2 separate regions of the Mus musculus genome follow, and region 2 is linked to region 1. The links are chromatin loops, found by intact Hi-C in ENCODE. Cell type or tissue: left cerebral cortex. All regions are shown on one strand. Links, peaks and the distances in the headings refer to the core of each region. The heading gives the core; the rest is flanking DNA.

Evidence for each region. Peaks named below come from ENCODE experiments on the same cell type or tissue, not always from the same donor. Only the 100,000 strongest peaks of a DNase experiment are listed, where the experiment ranks them.
Region 2: it touches region 1 in a loop (2.6-fold over the local background); 2 of 42 quality-filtered maps call a loop at or near these places.

The regions. Positions count from the first base shown.
Region 1 is chr9:113,188,018-113,196,358 of GRCm38, forward strand. It overlaps Gm4657 (a long non-coding RNA gene), which reads right to left. Exons shown (of 3, transcript XR_871299.1): 2 at 208-323. Among named protein-coding and RNA genes, the nearest start is that of Gm4657, 7.4 kb to the right of the region's middle. In left cerebral cortex, for the core only: no CTCF peak of the experiment used is centred there; DNase peaks (open chromatin) are centred at 3,377 and 7,765; H3K27ac peaks cover 2,883 bases.
Region 2 is chr9:113,495,004-113,503,344 of GRCm38, forward strand. AU023762 (expressed sequence AU023762) reads right to left here. Exons shown (of 5, transcript NR_040760.1): 3 at 6,254-6,350; 4 at 4,020-4,069; 5 at 1,743-3,602. Among named protein-coding and RNA genes, the nearest start is that of Gm36540, 31 kb to the left of the region's middle. In left cerebral cortex, for the core only: no CTCF peak of the experiment used is centred there; a DNase peak (open chromatin) is centred at 4,440; H3K27ac peaks cover 629 bases.

The sequences.
Region 1 (8,341 bases), core at 319-8,318:
CAGAGCAACTTGAGACTGTCCATCAGCAGACGCATTTCCACCAGGAGGAAAGCCAGTCTACCTCAATACCAGACAACAGACGATGGAGAGCAGAGTCAGAGCCTACTTCTGTCTCCTTGGCTTGCACAGATAACCACATACATCTACAGCATTCCTCCCCGTCTCCCTCCTTTCCATCCTACTTCATTTTCCCACAGTAATTATTACCTGAACTGTGTTCACTCATCCACTGAGGCGAATCCATATTTCCACACTGGAGCGCAAGTTCCTTGTGGGTAGACTCTACTTTCTTGCTACCCTGTCATCAGCACCATGAATGGCATCTGAAACATAAGATACATTCAATAAAAAGGAGTTCAGTACATGAACACATGGGTGGACTGTGGAGCTCAGCTTCCATTGAATTTCTACTTCTTATCACCAAGAGCATGCAGAGATGCCGTTCAGGTTACAAGGGATGAATGGATGTTGGGGACTGGGGACGGGGCAAGCCCACAAAACAGAAAACATAAGGATTGCTATCAGATACCAAAGTCTTCATGAGAGGGGAGCATGGGATTTATTCTTTGTGGTTCCAAAAGGAAAAGTTCAATTAGAACTTGATGTAAGGAAATGTCTCCTTAGAAGCTATTCAAGATGTCTTGTGCTGACAGTCAGTCGGCAGTGGGTTTCCTGTCACTTGTGCAACAGGTTAATCTAACCAACCAATGGAAACCACACAGAGCAGGGCGACATGATGACAGGTCAGCTGCTAGAAGATTCTCGTTTGGAGGAATGTGTAGCACCAGGCTTCTCTACTGGGACTGCAGACTACATATGCATCTTAAGACCTGAGCAGATGGAACTGTCTCTTCTTCCTAGGTTTTGTAAAAATTTTATCTTGTCCTCTCCTAGCTTTGGCATTCTGAGCCCCGTGTCTCCAGGAAAGGCAGGCTACTTGGGAGTTTTGGGTTGTCAGCACAGGAAGAATGTCAGGGCAGATAAATTAAGTATCTTGAAATTATACTTATAAGTGTCCATCTGCGACATGTTCCTGAACTAAAGTCTTAAGTTTAATATGAATTCTAGAATTACAGAAGTTTTTTTTCACCATAAGGGACACATTATCACTGCCCTTGTAAAGTAATAAACTTTACAAGGTAAAGGAATAAACACTCAAAAAGGCTTAATAGGCAGTTCCTGGGTCAGAAGACAAGGAAATTCTAAAGCTGAAAAAATGAACTATTTCCCAGGGCTCCAATGTCAAGCAACAACTTACACACTACCTGACAACATCTCTTCTCCTGTAAGATCTTAGTAGGCTCTTCCAGATGTGGGAGATTAGGACCCCACCCCTGTATACCTCAAGCTGTATACTTATAATCTCAGACTTCACAACTACTTGAGCCAGTAAGGAAGACATTCCATCCTGCACACCTATGCTAAATGCTCATACCTAAATACTGGAAACCTCCCTATAGATTTGTATTTCTCCAACATTCCCTGCTTTACCCTGATTCCTGCAAGTTCCTGACACCAAAGGAGGCTGGACCAAGAGGGATAGGCTGGATAACAGGATGAGCTCCTAGCCAGTGTCACCGGCCAAGTCATTTGAATTGAGAAGAAGAAGTGAAACAAAGAGTCTAACCCCTCTTTCACTTTTCTTTTTCTCCTTTCTCCTGTCTCCTTTCTCCTTTCTTCCTTCTCCTTTCTCTCTATCCCTCTCTCCCTCCCTCTCCCCCTTTCCCCTTTCCCCTCTCCCTTCCCATACCCCTTTCCCTCTCTCTATTACCTGGAAGTGTCTTTCTGCAGATATTGTTCTGGAAAAAAGCAGAATGAGTTTACAGTTCCATTCTAGTCATATTTAAAGGAATACAGACTCTCCCAATTAGAATTGTTGGAAGAACAAGTAGAGAGAGCTACCCTTTATTCACCTTCTTATACCCTGATTCCTCCCCACCCCAATGAATTATCAGAGATGTGATTTTGCAAAATGTTTGACATTCCCTCTTCTGATCTTGGTTATTAATAGATATGCTGCTACAAAAATGCTGTCTCACAGACCATTCAAATCTCTGGAGCTTAAAGCAATGGTCACTAACAGCTGTGGATCCAGGCCTCATGTTCCAGGGGAAAGAAGGCTTGGTTGTAGACTACCGTTTCTGAGGGCTGCCTGTGTTAGACAGGATCCATGCAGCTCCCTCTGCTTCATGCCATGAGGCTCTGCCGTACATCTCATCCTTTTGGAGACACTCTTTCACAGGTCTCCATACAGTGAGAGTATGAGCAAGAGAATGCACACGGGAACACCTGAATCTCTTCCATCCTCTGTCCACATAGGGCCTGTCAACGTTCTACCAACCAGCATGGGTCATATGATCAAAGTCAAGGGTGAGAAAGCAGAACCCATCCATCATGGAGGCAGCATGTATTGCTGGAGCTGCCATCCCAAAATGCCAGATGCTGATGGATTGAAGCCAAAGCCCCATTTCCTTACAGTACTCTATCTGCGGATGTAAGGTCAGACTGCCAGAAGGTTTGGGGACCCCTGAAGCCCCTTTTCTTGGTTTGCAGAAGGCCACATTCATGCTGTGCCCTGCGGTGGCCATTTCTATATACTCACAAGCCACTGGTACTGGGGGATCTTTTGTTTCTTGCTGGGTTGTTGGTGCTTTATTGTTTTGTCATTGTTAGGTATGCTGCTGTTACTGTCCATGGTGCTAAGAATCTAACATAAGGTTTTGTGCAAGTTAGTTACATCCCAAGTTCTTTTTTTTTTTTAAGTAAGAACTCTATCCATGAGACTTCCTTCAATTGCTTTTATAGAGACACTGTCTCCAAAATCAATTACACTTGAGCCGCTCCTTCACCCCATATTTTGAGGAAAATATAATTCAAGGCGTACACAGAGTTATTGAATTGTTCTGAACAATGAAGCTTGGCCTCCCTTAAGTGTTTCTGTAGCTTGAATTCTGACAAAGCAGAACTCCACATTCCAACTCTATTAGTCATCCGCCATGCAACAACCTTAGAGAGATAACCTTTCCCCCACTTATCACACTGGAATTATAATAATAACGAACTCGTACGTTTGGTAAAAGAGGAACGAAAGAATTAATTGTAGAAAAGCATGGACCACAAGATTTTGCTCAAAGTAATTGCTCAAGCAATGTCACTGGTGTCAAGATTCTTTGCAGTAGAGAAAGTTTCCTTTACTCAGGGAGGCCACATGGGCTGTGACACAGGCCACGTGCCTTCCCTGTCAAGACCTGGATTCTCTCCTGCAGCAAATTCTATTTTCCCAAATCCATCTTCCTTCAAGCTGTTTCTGCAATATGGCGACTCTTTTTTAAAAGTCTACTTAACATTTCTCTGCCAATAAATTAGAGACCAGAAAGAAGATAGCACGCACTTGCCTTTCTAGACATTTTACAGATGGCTTGCTGCCTTGAAGCAGTGTCATGGCTGCTGTGGCCTCAGCAGAAAATCTCAACTTTTTCTCTTGCTATGTGGGAAGCCTGTGGACTCAGAGGATCACAGTGCTGGGGCTAACCACAGCTCTTTGGGAGTTTCTCCAAGACTCAGAAGTTCTGAGCATGTCATCTAAGTGAACTTTCAGAATGTAGCAGTTGCTCCTCAAAATCATGTTGGTTGGTTGGTTCACAGGCTATGGACCATGGGAATCCAATGAGTCCATGATCAGCACCTAAATCCTTGCAAAGGAATTGCTGGCTATCGAACTCTGCCAGCATTGCTTCTTTCAAAAATCTATTTTTGCCTGTGGGGTATGTGTGTGTCCATGTTAGTGTGTATGTGTGTGTCCCTGTTCATGTGTGTGTGTGTGTGTGCATGTGTGTGTCTATGTTCATATGTGTTGGCATGTGTGTTTGTTCATGTTCATATGTGTTGGTTCATGTGCCTGCGTGTGTCCAAATTCACATGTATTCCTATCCATGTGTTGATATGTGTGTTTGTTTGTGTGTGTGTTTGTGTGTGTGTGTGCTATGTGTGTGCGCGTGCACGAGTGCTCTCGGGCTTGCGAGCATATCTGGAAGCCAGAAGTCAACCTCTGGTGCCATTCATCAGAAGCTGCTCCCTTTATTTTCTAAGATAAAAGTCCTTCCCTGGTACCTGGGGCTCACTGATTAGGCTAGGCTAGATGGCTAGCAAGACTCAGGGATGCAAATATATCCACCTCCCTAGTGTTGACATATAAAAGCATGGACCATTGTGCCCAGGCTTGACAGGAATTAAATTCAGATCCTCATGTTTGCACAGCAAGCACATTAAAAACCGAGTGACCTCTCCAGCCCCCAAATTACTTTTTACTGTTGTGTTCAGTGATCTTTAGGTTCTTAAGAGTCCATCCCACCAGCAAGCTCATAGTAAGGGTGGGGCCAGGAACACAAGGAGGAGCAGAGACCTACTTTTCTTCTCTGCTATGCACTCAGCACCTTGGTTAATGCACACAGTCTCCCTGAACAGTGGAAAATGTCTTACAGGTTTTTTTCTTCCTATAAACAAAATGTCTAAATTGATAGTTTTGATTAAAGCATCAAAATACAAGAGGTATGTGTGCTGCAACTAGAAACTAGAGAGAACGCTAGATGTGAAAGAAAATATTTGAAAACAACTTCCACATTGGTTAACTCCTGCAGGAAATCAAGTGGCTCAAGACAGTGTCTGGATGTGAAAAGAAAGCCCTCCTCATGAGAAACATGTCCACAGAGCAATGGTAGGCCGAGTGTAGTCTCTAGGCAGGCAGCATCAGCAACTTAGGGACTTGTCGGAAATGAAAATTATCAGGTACCAAACCAGACCCACAAGTGTGGACACTTGGTCTTCAGAAAGGTCATGGAACCCGGAGGTATGGTGTGTGACAGGAAGCACTTCACTTCAGGGGAAGGCTTTAAGAGTTTGCAGCCGCCCCTCTTAGTGACCTACCCTCTGCTTCCTGCATATGAATGAAATGTGATCAGCCAGCTTCCTGCTGTGTCACCCCTGCCTTGAGGAGACTATTGTTTTGGAACTGTAAGTTAATAGACTTGCTTCCTTACATTGCTTTTGGTCAATGGTGTTTTACCATCACAACAGAAAAGTAAAGAGCACAGCTAGGCTGTTGGCCAGCAAGCCTAGAGGATCCACCTGTCCCCACTTCCCCAGCTCTGAGATTACAAGAGTGAGACACACATGGAGTTGTATGTGAGCACTTCAGGTCAAACCCAGGTTCTCCTCCTTTCCCTGAAAGCATTTTCACTGGCTGAGCTACCATCTCAGCTCCCAAACCTCCTGGGTTTTATTTTAATAATCCTTCCAGTGTTTATGATGCAGCTAGATTTTGAGAACCACTGCTCTTGAGAGTGACATGCTCCCAGCACATCATGCCCTTACCAGGGAGCTACCTGAGCTATGAAGAATTACAATCTGGCACCATCCAGGAAACTGAGGAAAAATTAACATAGCCTCCCTCATGGCCTGAACACATCTATTCTGGCCATATGGGGACTACTATCCACAAACTAGAGGATGTAGGAAGAACAGAAATAAGACCAGGTATCTCTTTCAGGTGCTGTTCTATTTCTGTAAAAAGACACCATGACCAAGGCAGCTCTTAGAAAAGGAAACATTTAACTGGGGCCTTGCTTACAGTTTCAAAGGTTTACTCCATTATCATAATGCCAGAAAGCATATTGGCATGTAAGCAAGTGCTAGAGAGGTAGCACACACACACAGGGAGAGAGAGGGGAAGGAGGGGAAGGGGGGAGGGGGGGAGGGGTAGCGGGGAGGGGGAGGGGAAGGGGGAGGGGAAGAGACAGACTAGGCCTGGCTGAGCTTCTGAAACTTGAAAGTCCACCCTCCAGTGACACAGTTTCTCCAATAAGGCCACACCTCCTAATCTTTCTAATCCTTCCAAACAATTCTACTTTCTGATGACTAAGCATTGGACTATATGAGTTCAATGCCTGGGGTAGGGGTTGGGAGGTTACTCTTAGTTAGTATCTATGAGAAGACACTCAATTTGGCTAAAGATATTTTGGCTGGGAAGAGTCAAGACTTCTACTTCTCCTGTTCTATATGTGCGTATTACCTCTGTGTGTGTGTGTGTGTGTGTGTGTGTGTGTGTGTGTGTGTGTGTGTGTGTGTGTGTTTGTGCCCTGTGTATATATCCTATATAACTTGCCTATCCCCAGAAGGATGAGATAGGGACTCCTAGGGAAAACTCTCGATGTTCTAAAGACCAGAGAAAACTCTGTAGCCTGACCGGTTTTCCCAATCTCTCAACACGCATCCTTGGGTTTAAGGATTAGGAACACGTTCCTTTAGGCCAGCGTTTCTCAACCTCTGGGTTGTGGCTCCTTTGGGACCAAATGACTCTTTCACAGGGGTGGTCTAAGATCATCTGCATATCAGATATTTATATTATAATTCATAACAGTACCAAAATTAGTGATGTGAAATAGGAATGAAAATAATTTTATGTTTGGGGGTTGCCGCATTGTGAGGGACTGTATTAAGGGGTCACAGCATTAGGAAAGTTGAGGACCATTACTCTATGCTAGTCGGTGTAATATGATGGCCACTGGACTCAAAAGCTGGCCACTGAAGTTAGAGAGGTTGGGATATAGCTCAGTGGTGGAACACTTGACTAGTGTGCATGGAGCCCTAGAATCTTCATCATTGCAAATACCTGCAGACATAATAATTATTATTATGATCTACAAATTTATCTGGTACCAATATTAAGTTCAAGATACCAGTGAATGGATAAACATCCCGAGAAACTGTCAGCACAAAAGTAGTGTGGCTTTCATAGACACAAGGAATGCGATACACAGATAAAACAAATAAGAATGCATGTGCTCTCCTGCGTTCCCTTACTAACAATTCATAACAAATTACTGTGGCTTAAAAATAAAAACACGCATGTATCCGCTCACAGTGGTGTGGGTCAGAAGTGGACCTGGGTTCTCTCCCAGAAGTCTGAAACAGAGACAAAGTGTCAGCCAGGCTGTATAGCTATCCTAGGTGGCTTACTATTGCTGTGATGAAACACCCTTATCAGAATCAAGTTGGAGAGGAAAGACTGTTTTCCATACACTTCCACAACACTGTTTATCACTGAAGGAAGTCAGGACAGGAACTCAAACTGGGCAGGAACCTGGAGGCAGGAGCTGATGCAGAGGCCACAGAGGGGTGCTGCTTACTGGCTTGCCCCAGGTGGCTTGCTCAGCCTGCTTCCTTATAAAGCACAGAACTACCAGCCCAAAGGTGGCCCCATCCACAATTAGCTGAGCCCCCCTTCAGTCACTAAGAGAATGCCCCAAGGGCTTGTCTACAGATCATCTTAGGAAGGCATTTTCTCAATTGAGACTCCCTCCTCTCTGAAGTCTCTAGCTTGTACCCAGTCAACTTAAAACTTACATAAAACTAGCCGGGATAGCTGACCCCTTGTCAACTTGACATACAAACACATCATTATTAAGCCATAGCCTTTCCTTACTTATTCATTCACAAGATAATACATTAATAATGACATGACAATATAAAACATTTTACAAACTTAAAAAGTCCTACAGCCTTACAAATCCAAACACTCTAAAAGTTGTCTTTTTAAAAATACCCAGTCTCTTTTAAAATCTAAATTCTCTGTAAAACTTGAGAATATCTTTTTTTAAGTTTGAAGTCTCTCAACTGTGGGCTTCTGTAAAATCAAAAATAACTTACATACTTTCTTACGACAAGAAGGAAGAAGCAGGGCACAGTCACAATCTGAACTGAGGCAAACCAAGCTCCAGTAGTGTAAATAACTCAGTGTCCGTTGTCTGCAGTTCACTCACGATCTTCTGAGCTCCTCTAAAAGGGTTGCTTCTGCAGCTCCCATCTCTACGCCATCCACTACTTATCTTCTAAACTCAATCTGGGTCTACTTCCCTGCTGCTGCTGTTCTTGGTGGTCATCCCATAATGGTGGTATCTCCAAATACTGAGATCTGGGCTCCAACTGGGCTGTGCTTGCCCACTAGTCTCTCTTGGGCCCTCTTCATGATTAACCCTTTTAATCCTGGGCCTTCAACTGCTACTGGGATTGCATGTTCACTAATAGCTTCTCCCAGCCTCTCCCAGTGCCAAGCCTCAGCTACTCTCCATGACCCCTTCATTCCTTCAAAATCAGTACCACCTGGGTGACTCTCACACTACCAAGTTTGGCTGCCAGTGCGAGATACAACCTTGGCCACCTCCAGAACACAGCTTCTCTATATTGATTCTGAGAGAACCCTTCCCAGAAGAATTCACCTTAGTGATGCTAATCTCTTCTGAATCACCACTAATTTCTTAGGTCCAGCTAAACAGTATCAATTGTC
Region 2 (8,341 bases), core at 187-8,186, 310 kb after region 1:
ATCTTTCTGCCCCTCTTCCGCAGTGTCCCCTGAGCTTTAGATGTGGGAATTGTTTAGTAGATGTATTTGTCCATTGGGACTGGGCTCAGCAACTCATTTTGACTGGTTGTTGTTTTCTGTAATGGCCTCTGTCAATTGCAAAAAGAAGTTTCTTTGCTGAGGGGTGTGGACTACACTTACCTGTGGGTAAAAGGTCAATTATTTGGAATGTAGTCGGGGGCTACAATGGTTTAGTAAAGTGGCTATTGTAGGTTCTCCTCCAAGATCTGTGGCCTCCCTAACTCTGGGTATTTGGCTAGGTTTCCAATGCTAGGTATGAGTTCCCGCTTGTTGATCGGGTCTTAAGTCCAATTAGGGATGCATGAGGTTTTATCTCCAAAAATAAAAACATAAATAACACCAAGTCAGCACACATTTGTTATAATCGACTTTTGAGTATTTTGTTTCAGTCTTAATAAGTAAATTGAAGCTATACACTATAGAGCTGTGTGCAAACCTGTAGCATCTGATATTTTTGTGCTATCAAAAAGCAATAAAGCATAGCAGCCAAGAAGTTCATAAAAATAGAGATGTCACAGATGTAAAAGAACTACAGAAGATTGATCAAACGAATATAAGACGTGCTCATCCCACCCAGAGAAAACGCATTTCTTTCCATCTTAAGATGGAAATCTTTCAGGGAATGTACCCAGCTCCGTGTTACAATAGAGAACAGCATCTTAAATGAGATGTTATATGTCAAAACACAACAGAAAAATATTAATATGTATAAGCAGCACTAAAGAATATGGATCAAAAGATCCTACAGAATTGAAGACGTTGTAAAATATTTGGCCCTATAGATATATGTAAAACTTGGAAAAATCAGAGCAACCTGTAAATAAAACTATACATAATGGATGTAATTGAGGGACAGATACATGAGATTTATTGCACTATTCTAATTTATATATGATTTACTTTCTCCATGAGGCAGTGTTTTTAAATGCCATGGATAAAATTAAAGGACAAATGAAAATTATTGCCACATATGGTTAATAAGGAAGCTAATTCATGTCATCTAAGAAATTTCTTACATTTCATCTTTAAAAATGTATCTGTTGATGTTCTTAAAACTAGGTGAGTTGGCATTTAGCTCAGTTTATAGAGCGTCTGCTCAGCATGCAGGAAGCCCTGGGTGCAACTACCATAGCACAGCAAGCAGAGCCCAGTGGAACGTGCCTGTCATCCCAGCACTCCTCATCCCAGCACTCATCCCAGCACTCATCCCAGCACTCCTCATCCCAGCACTCCTCATCCCAGCACTCCTCATCCCAGCACTCATCCCAGCACTCATCCCAGCACTCATCCCAGCACTCCTCATCCCAGCACTCATCCCAGCACTCCTCATCCCAGCACTCCGGAGGCGGAAGCATGAGGATCAACAGTTCAAAGTCATTTTCAGCTACACAGCAAACGCAGGCTAAACAGCAACCTTGAATACAGCGTCCTGAATCTCAAGGGGTTGGCAGGTCAAAGGTTATGAACCAGCAGTTTCAGCACAACAAATACATGGAGATTCTCCTATCAGCTAACAGAGGCCCTGATTAACATGAGAACTGATGTCTCAGCATCAAACAAAAGTGCGAGATGACATCTTTTCTCTCTGAGTCTAATACAAGGTTAAATACGGTTCTCCTTGTCATCATTCTGTGGGCTTTAACCAGCTCAGTAAGAAAAATAAACACAGGCAAAACATATTAGGAAGAAAATATTTTATTTCCATTGTCTGAAAATGAGAGGATTATATGCACAACAATAACCCAAAATAATCTACAGACTTTAGAATTAACAAGAAAATGTAATAATATTACTAAAGATAAATGCTCAGAAGTAATTGAATTTATTAATGCCAGCAATAACTTAAAAACAAATTTTTAAAAAGACTATTAGCAATAGCATCCCAAATATTAAATATCCAGGAGTAAATCTAAAATATATATATGTGAGAATTTTAACAGGAAAGTACACAACACAATTGAAAAAAAATCAAAATCAAGGATAGTCTCTATATACTGATAGATATTCTGTGCTCACAGACTGGAAGTTTCAATTCTTTATAGATCCTGTGATGGTCATTGTTAATTGTCAACTTGACACAATCCAGAATCACTTGGAAAGGGAGTCTCACTGAGAGAATGTCTATATTAGGTTGGCCTATGAGTATGTCTGGTGGGGGATTATCTTGATTATGTTAATTAAGGTTGGAGAGCCCACAGTGAGCGGCACTATTCCCTAGGCAAGGGATTCTGAGCAGAGATACTGAGCTAGGCACACATGCATTAAGTCATTGCTCAGATTCTGATTTGTGGATGTAATGTGACATCTGTTTCAAATTCCTGCCACCTTGACTTCCCTGAAGTGATGGCTGTGACTAATAAGCCAAAGAAATCCTTTCTCTCTTGAGTTGATTTTGTCAGGCTTTTTTATCACAGCAGTGGGAAAAGAAACTAAGACAAACCTCACTTTCCTCCAATATGATACTCATTATGAAAGCCTCAATAGAGGGTGTTGCTTTTTAAAAAGTACATCTCATTAGACTGGTGTGTGTGTGTGTGTGTATGTGTGTGTGTGTGTGTGTGTGTGTGTGTATGTGTATAACTTGACACACTGACTCTAAAACATATTTTTTGAAAACAAGGGATTAAAAAGAATAGCTTAGGGGCTAGAGAGATGGCTCAGTGGTTAAGAGCACTGATTGCTCTTCCAGAGGTCCTGAGTTCAATTCTCAGCAACCACATGGTGGCTCACAACCATCTGTAATGGATCTAGTGCCTTCTCATATGGCTGAAGACAGCTCCAGTGTACTTATATAAATAAAATAAATAGATTTTAAAAAAAGAATAGCCTAGAGAATCATGGAGATAAATGACTTACAGTAAAGGAGACAGCACAGACTTTGCGCAAGAAGAGAAAGACAGACCAGAACATTACAATAACCTAAAATGTACAACCGTAACTACTGTAGAAATGAGTTTATGCCAAATGTGTGATAGAAAAGCAACAGGCAAAGGACATTTTCAATCAACGGCGTTGGAGCAAATAGCTATCCATATCTACTCAAGGATAAGCCTTAGCTGTTGCTGTGAGCAAGATCCCAGGTGGAGTAGAGACTTGGATATAAAATATAAAAACATATATGAATCCATATGCATTCTATAAGGAATTCCCACCCCAGGCTCCCTGAGTCGTAAGGACTCTGATTGTTTTCCACACAGCTGATCCAGTTATCTCTTTAAACCAGAGGTTGGCTTATTTTAGATTATGTTTGATGTTTTCTCAGTGCTCTTGAAAGAAAGACCAAATCCCTTGCCCTGGCCCCTGAGTCACTCCACAAACTGGCTGCTACCTCGTTATTCAGCCTCATCTGTACTGGTTCCTGGTCCCGTTGCCTTTTAGATATCTGGCTTCGTCCAGCGCTCTCCTGCCTTTGCGTGTTCTTTTCTCTGTTCTGCTGCTGCTGTCCGACCTTCACTCTTTATCTCACTCTTCCTTTTCTTCTTCCGGAGGTCCACTAGGAGATCGTTCGTACAAACAGCTCTTTCCTGATCCTCTCCTCCAACCTAAAATAGATAGGTTCCTCCTTGGCTTCCTTGGTAGACTTTAGCATCTTGATGGCAGGAGAGAATTACTACATTTCATAATGGATGGAGGAGAAACTCATGAAGTCCCACCCCTCCCAGGGGGACTATTGGAAGTTAATGGTTGTTGAGAGAAGGGAAGTAATTTCCTTCAGAGGTATAGACAAAACTGAAGAAACTTAAAGATATCTCACACACTCACACGATATACTTCACACACACGCACGCACGCGCACACACACACACACACACACACACACACACACACACGCACGCACGCACGCACGCACGCACACATGCACGCACGGGATTTGAGAGAAGGAGGAGGGTTTTTGGGAAGGGTTTCCATGGGAGAAGGAGTGGACATGAGGGAGTACTGAGGAGTGAAAAACAGCCTACCTTCATCATCTCCGTGTATGAAACTGTCCAAAAATGTTTTACAATTCAGTCTGGTCATGAGAAACAGAAAGCACAAATCAGTGTTTCAAACAAGATAGATGTGTTTTGTTCCTTACAAAGAAGCCTCAAGGTCAAAAGACAAAAAGTTGGAGGACGTCCAGTCACCAAATCTTGTTACCATAATCCTCCTTCCTCACCTGGTGGTGAGCAAGCTATGACCCCCCGACTTCGCAGGTTTTCTTTCAGGACTCAGGCTGAGGCATCTGCTCCCCTACCCCCCAACTTTTTCAGGATGTTGAGCCTTGTAACAGAAAGAGAGTGAGAACTGGGACTATGAGCAGGAACTTTCAGGGCTTCTGATTGGCTGCAATATACATCCCTTCTGCCCACATCTGCTTAGCTAGAACACGTTATATGACTCAGCTAATTGGAGTGGGAAGGACTGTCTCCAGAGAGGCAGCTCATCACACAGCAATGGCTAGGAATGACTGAATCCTCCTAGAGAGAAGAGGAATGAGCTGATGGCTTTCCCTGGCGACATAAGTCTACTGAGATGTGGGGACTCAAGATCTTAGCTTTGCTTACTACACACTTTCTACCACGGTCTACAAGATGCCAGTGCAGTGCCAAGTCCACGTGTGGCATTCTAGATAGCACACAAGCCCCTATAGTTCAGGAAGCTAAGCAGAGTACACTTATCGTACTCTAGCATTTTACGAACATTTCATGATAAATGGTGTTTATGTTCTAGGTGCTCATGATAACTTCAGAATCAGACATAAACCCTTTACTCACAGAAATCACTTTCTGGGATTTTTTTTGACTATTTAAACAATTTTTATTAGATATTTTCTTCATTTACAATTCAAATGCCATCCCAAAAGTCCCCTATACCCTCCCCCCGCCCTGCTCCCCAACCCACCCACTCCAGCTTCCTGACTCTGGCATTCCCCTGTATTGGGCCATATAATCTTTGCAAGACCAAGGGCCTCTCCTCCCAATGATGGCCAATTAGGCCATCTTCTGCTACACATGCAGCTAGAGGCATGAGCTCTGGGGGTACTGGTTAGTTCATATTGCTGTTCCTCCTATAGGGTTACAGGCCCCTACAGCTCCTTGGGTACTTTCTCTAGCTCCTCCATTGGGGGCCCTGTGTTCCATCCAACAGATGAGCATCCTCTTCTGTATTTACCAGGCACTGGCATAACCTCACAAGAGACAGCTATATCAGGGTCCTATCAGCAAAATCTTGCTGGCATATGCAATAGTGTCTGGGTTTGGTGGTTGTTTATGGGATGGATCCCCAGGTGGGGCAGTCTCTGGATGGTCATTCCTTCCATCTCAGTTCCAAACTTTGTCTCTGTAACTCCATCCATGGGTATTTTGTTCCACATTCCAAGGAGGAACGAAGTATCCACACTTTGGTCTTCCTTCTTCTTGAGTTTCATGTGGTTTGCAAATTGTATCTTGCGTATTCTAAGTTTCTAGGCTAATATCCACTAATCAGTGAGTGCATATCATGTGTGTTCTTTTGTGATTGGGTTATCTCACTCAGGGTGATATCCTCCAGATCCATCAGTTTACCTAAGAATTCCATAAATTCTTAAAAGAATTCCATAAATTCATTGTTTTTCATAACTGAGTAGTGCTCCATTGTGTAAATGTACCACATTTTCTGTATCCATTCTTCTGTTAAGGGACATCTGTGTTCCTTCCAGCTTCTGGCTATTATAAATAAGGCTGCTATGAACATAGTGGAGCATGTGTCCTTATTACCAGTTGGAACATCTTCTGGATATATGCCCATGAATAGTATTGCTGGATCTTCCGGTAGTACTATGTCCAATTTTATGAGAAACCACCAGACTGGTTTCTAGAGTGATTGTACCAGCTTGCAATCCCACCAGCAATGGATGAGTGTTCTTCTTTCTCCACATCCTCACCAGCATCTGCTGTCACCTGAATTTTTTATCTTAGCCATTCTGACTAGTGTGAGGTGAAATATCAGTGTTATTTTGATTTGCATTTCTCTGGGATACTTTTTATTATCTATTACTTATTATCATTTTAAAAACTATCCTAAAATGTACTGGTTTAAGACAAGTTTGGAGGGCTACCTATAAGTTTAAAAGTTAAATGAGTGATTCTGCAGATCTGAACCATGCCTCTCTGATCTGGCTGGGCTCCCTCTCAGCTAAGCAGCAGCAGCAGCAGCAGCAAAGAGTTCTACTCACCTGAGGCAGTCACATGACACCTTAGTACCAATCCACATTCTCTCTCCATCCTCCATCACTCTGGCTTGGGGACAATCATGAAAGCAGAAGATGGACCCTGGAAAGAGATAGGAAAATGAACCGTATCTTATGAGGCTAAGACTCAACCATCATTTTCCCCAAATTCTATTGGCAAAGCTGGTCAGGGGTCAGGGCATGTGAGAGGTGGAGGAAGGGACGGCATTCCTTTATTGGGGAATTACTAAAGTCACAGACACTCCAAAGACAGAGGAGATAAGGGGCAGCTTTACAATCTGCCACAAATGTAAAGGCCCCTGTCCTAGTCAACTTTGTCATCTTGACAAAGTGTAAAATCACCCCAACAGAGTCTCAACTGAGTAACTATCTTTTCCAAATAGGTCTATAGACATATTCGTGAAGGGTTGTCTCGTTTAGTAGTTTATATAAGAAGATCCCCACTACAGGGAGCACCATTCCCTGGGCAGGTGTCCTCAGATATAGATGGGAGCTAGCTAAGCAAGCAGCATTTCTCCATGGTTTCTGCAGCAGGTTCCCGCCCTTGGGTTTTGTCCTTGACATAACTCAATGAGGGTCTGTGACCTGGATGTATAAATTAAACTAACCCTTTCCTCCTCAAGGTGCTATGCGTCAGAATGTTTCATCATAGCAACAGAAAAGAAACTATATCATTACTCCTTTAGTGTGTGTATGTGTGTGGGTATTAGGTAGAGATAGAGATAGAGATAGAGATAGAGATAGAGATAGAGATAGAGATAGAGATAGAGATAGAGATAGAGACAGAGACAGAGACAGAGACAGAGACAGAGACAGAGATAGAGATAGGTAGATGAATAAAATTGGAAGGTAATAATTTACAAGACATTAAATTTGAAATATTTGTCTACCCCACAAGCAACAGGCTCACCAGTTTTGCTTTGTTTTTAATTTGTCCTGTCCTATTCACAAAAGTGACCAGAATTCTCAGGGGACTTATAAAACAATAACAAAAAATTAAGAATCATAGCTGTGCGGAGTGTGACCTCCTCCACAGACACAAAATACACTGAAGTGGAACTAATGGTTTCTTTTGAAAGTCACTTAGATATTTCAACCAAGACTATAATGCTCCACCAGGGAACAGTTTTTAAGTTCATATATTTTATGCATGCTTATTAAACATATTTTATTCATGTACACATATATAAGTAACCATATTCCATGCAAAGGTACAAATATATAATTGATATAAAAGTCAAAGGAATAAGCAACAAAGTCAACCTTTTGTGCTCACCTTAGCCAAAGTATCCATTGAGAAGATTCTGAAGCAGAGGAATGTCGAAGTTGACGCTATGTCTTGATGTTATAACAATGTTACCATTTCTAATGATATCCATAAGAGAATAACCATTCCAGTTTCAAAGCCAGAATAACCATTTTGAAGAAAATTATGCCTGAAGTAAGTTGATGGGAGCCAGCATGTTACCCATAGATCCACCTGAGAAAAGACACTTCACCCCCTTCAACCTGAATCAAGCCATCATTTTCCTTTTCATTGCTGGAGACTGAGCCCAGGGCCTTTCACATTCCCCGCCGCCCTATGCTACCACTGACCTACAGTCTTAACCCTCAGCATCATGTTTACCTATTTACTGTAAAAGAAAAGCCTGTGTGGAATAGGGATATGGTGGGAAAGCTGAAGTCTGTGGAAGTGGTGGCCAGCTTCTGCATATAGGCAGTGTTTGGGGGGAGAATGTTTTAGAAGAATACCGACCAGGATGGGGAGAAAGGGCAGAGCATTTGTTTCTGGTATGGACTTCTTCACAATGCCCAAAGCACTCGAAATTAGATGGCAATTTAAAAATTTTAGGAATTATGTTGCAGTCATCTCCATTAGCCAGGCTGGAAACTTACAAAGTCTTCCTACTAGCCTCATGTGCTTTTAAACGGGAACTCAAGTTCAAGTTGCCCTCACACTCACCATATAGTTGAGAATGACCTTGAACTTGATTCTTCCTACACCTATGGAGTGCTGGGATTACAGGAAAGTACTACTACATCTTAGTTGTTGCCATGACGAGAATAAAAATA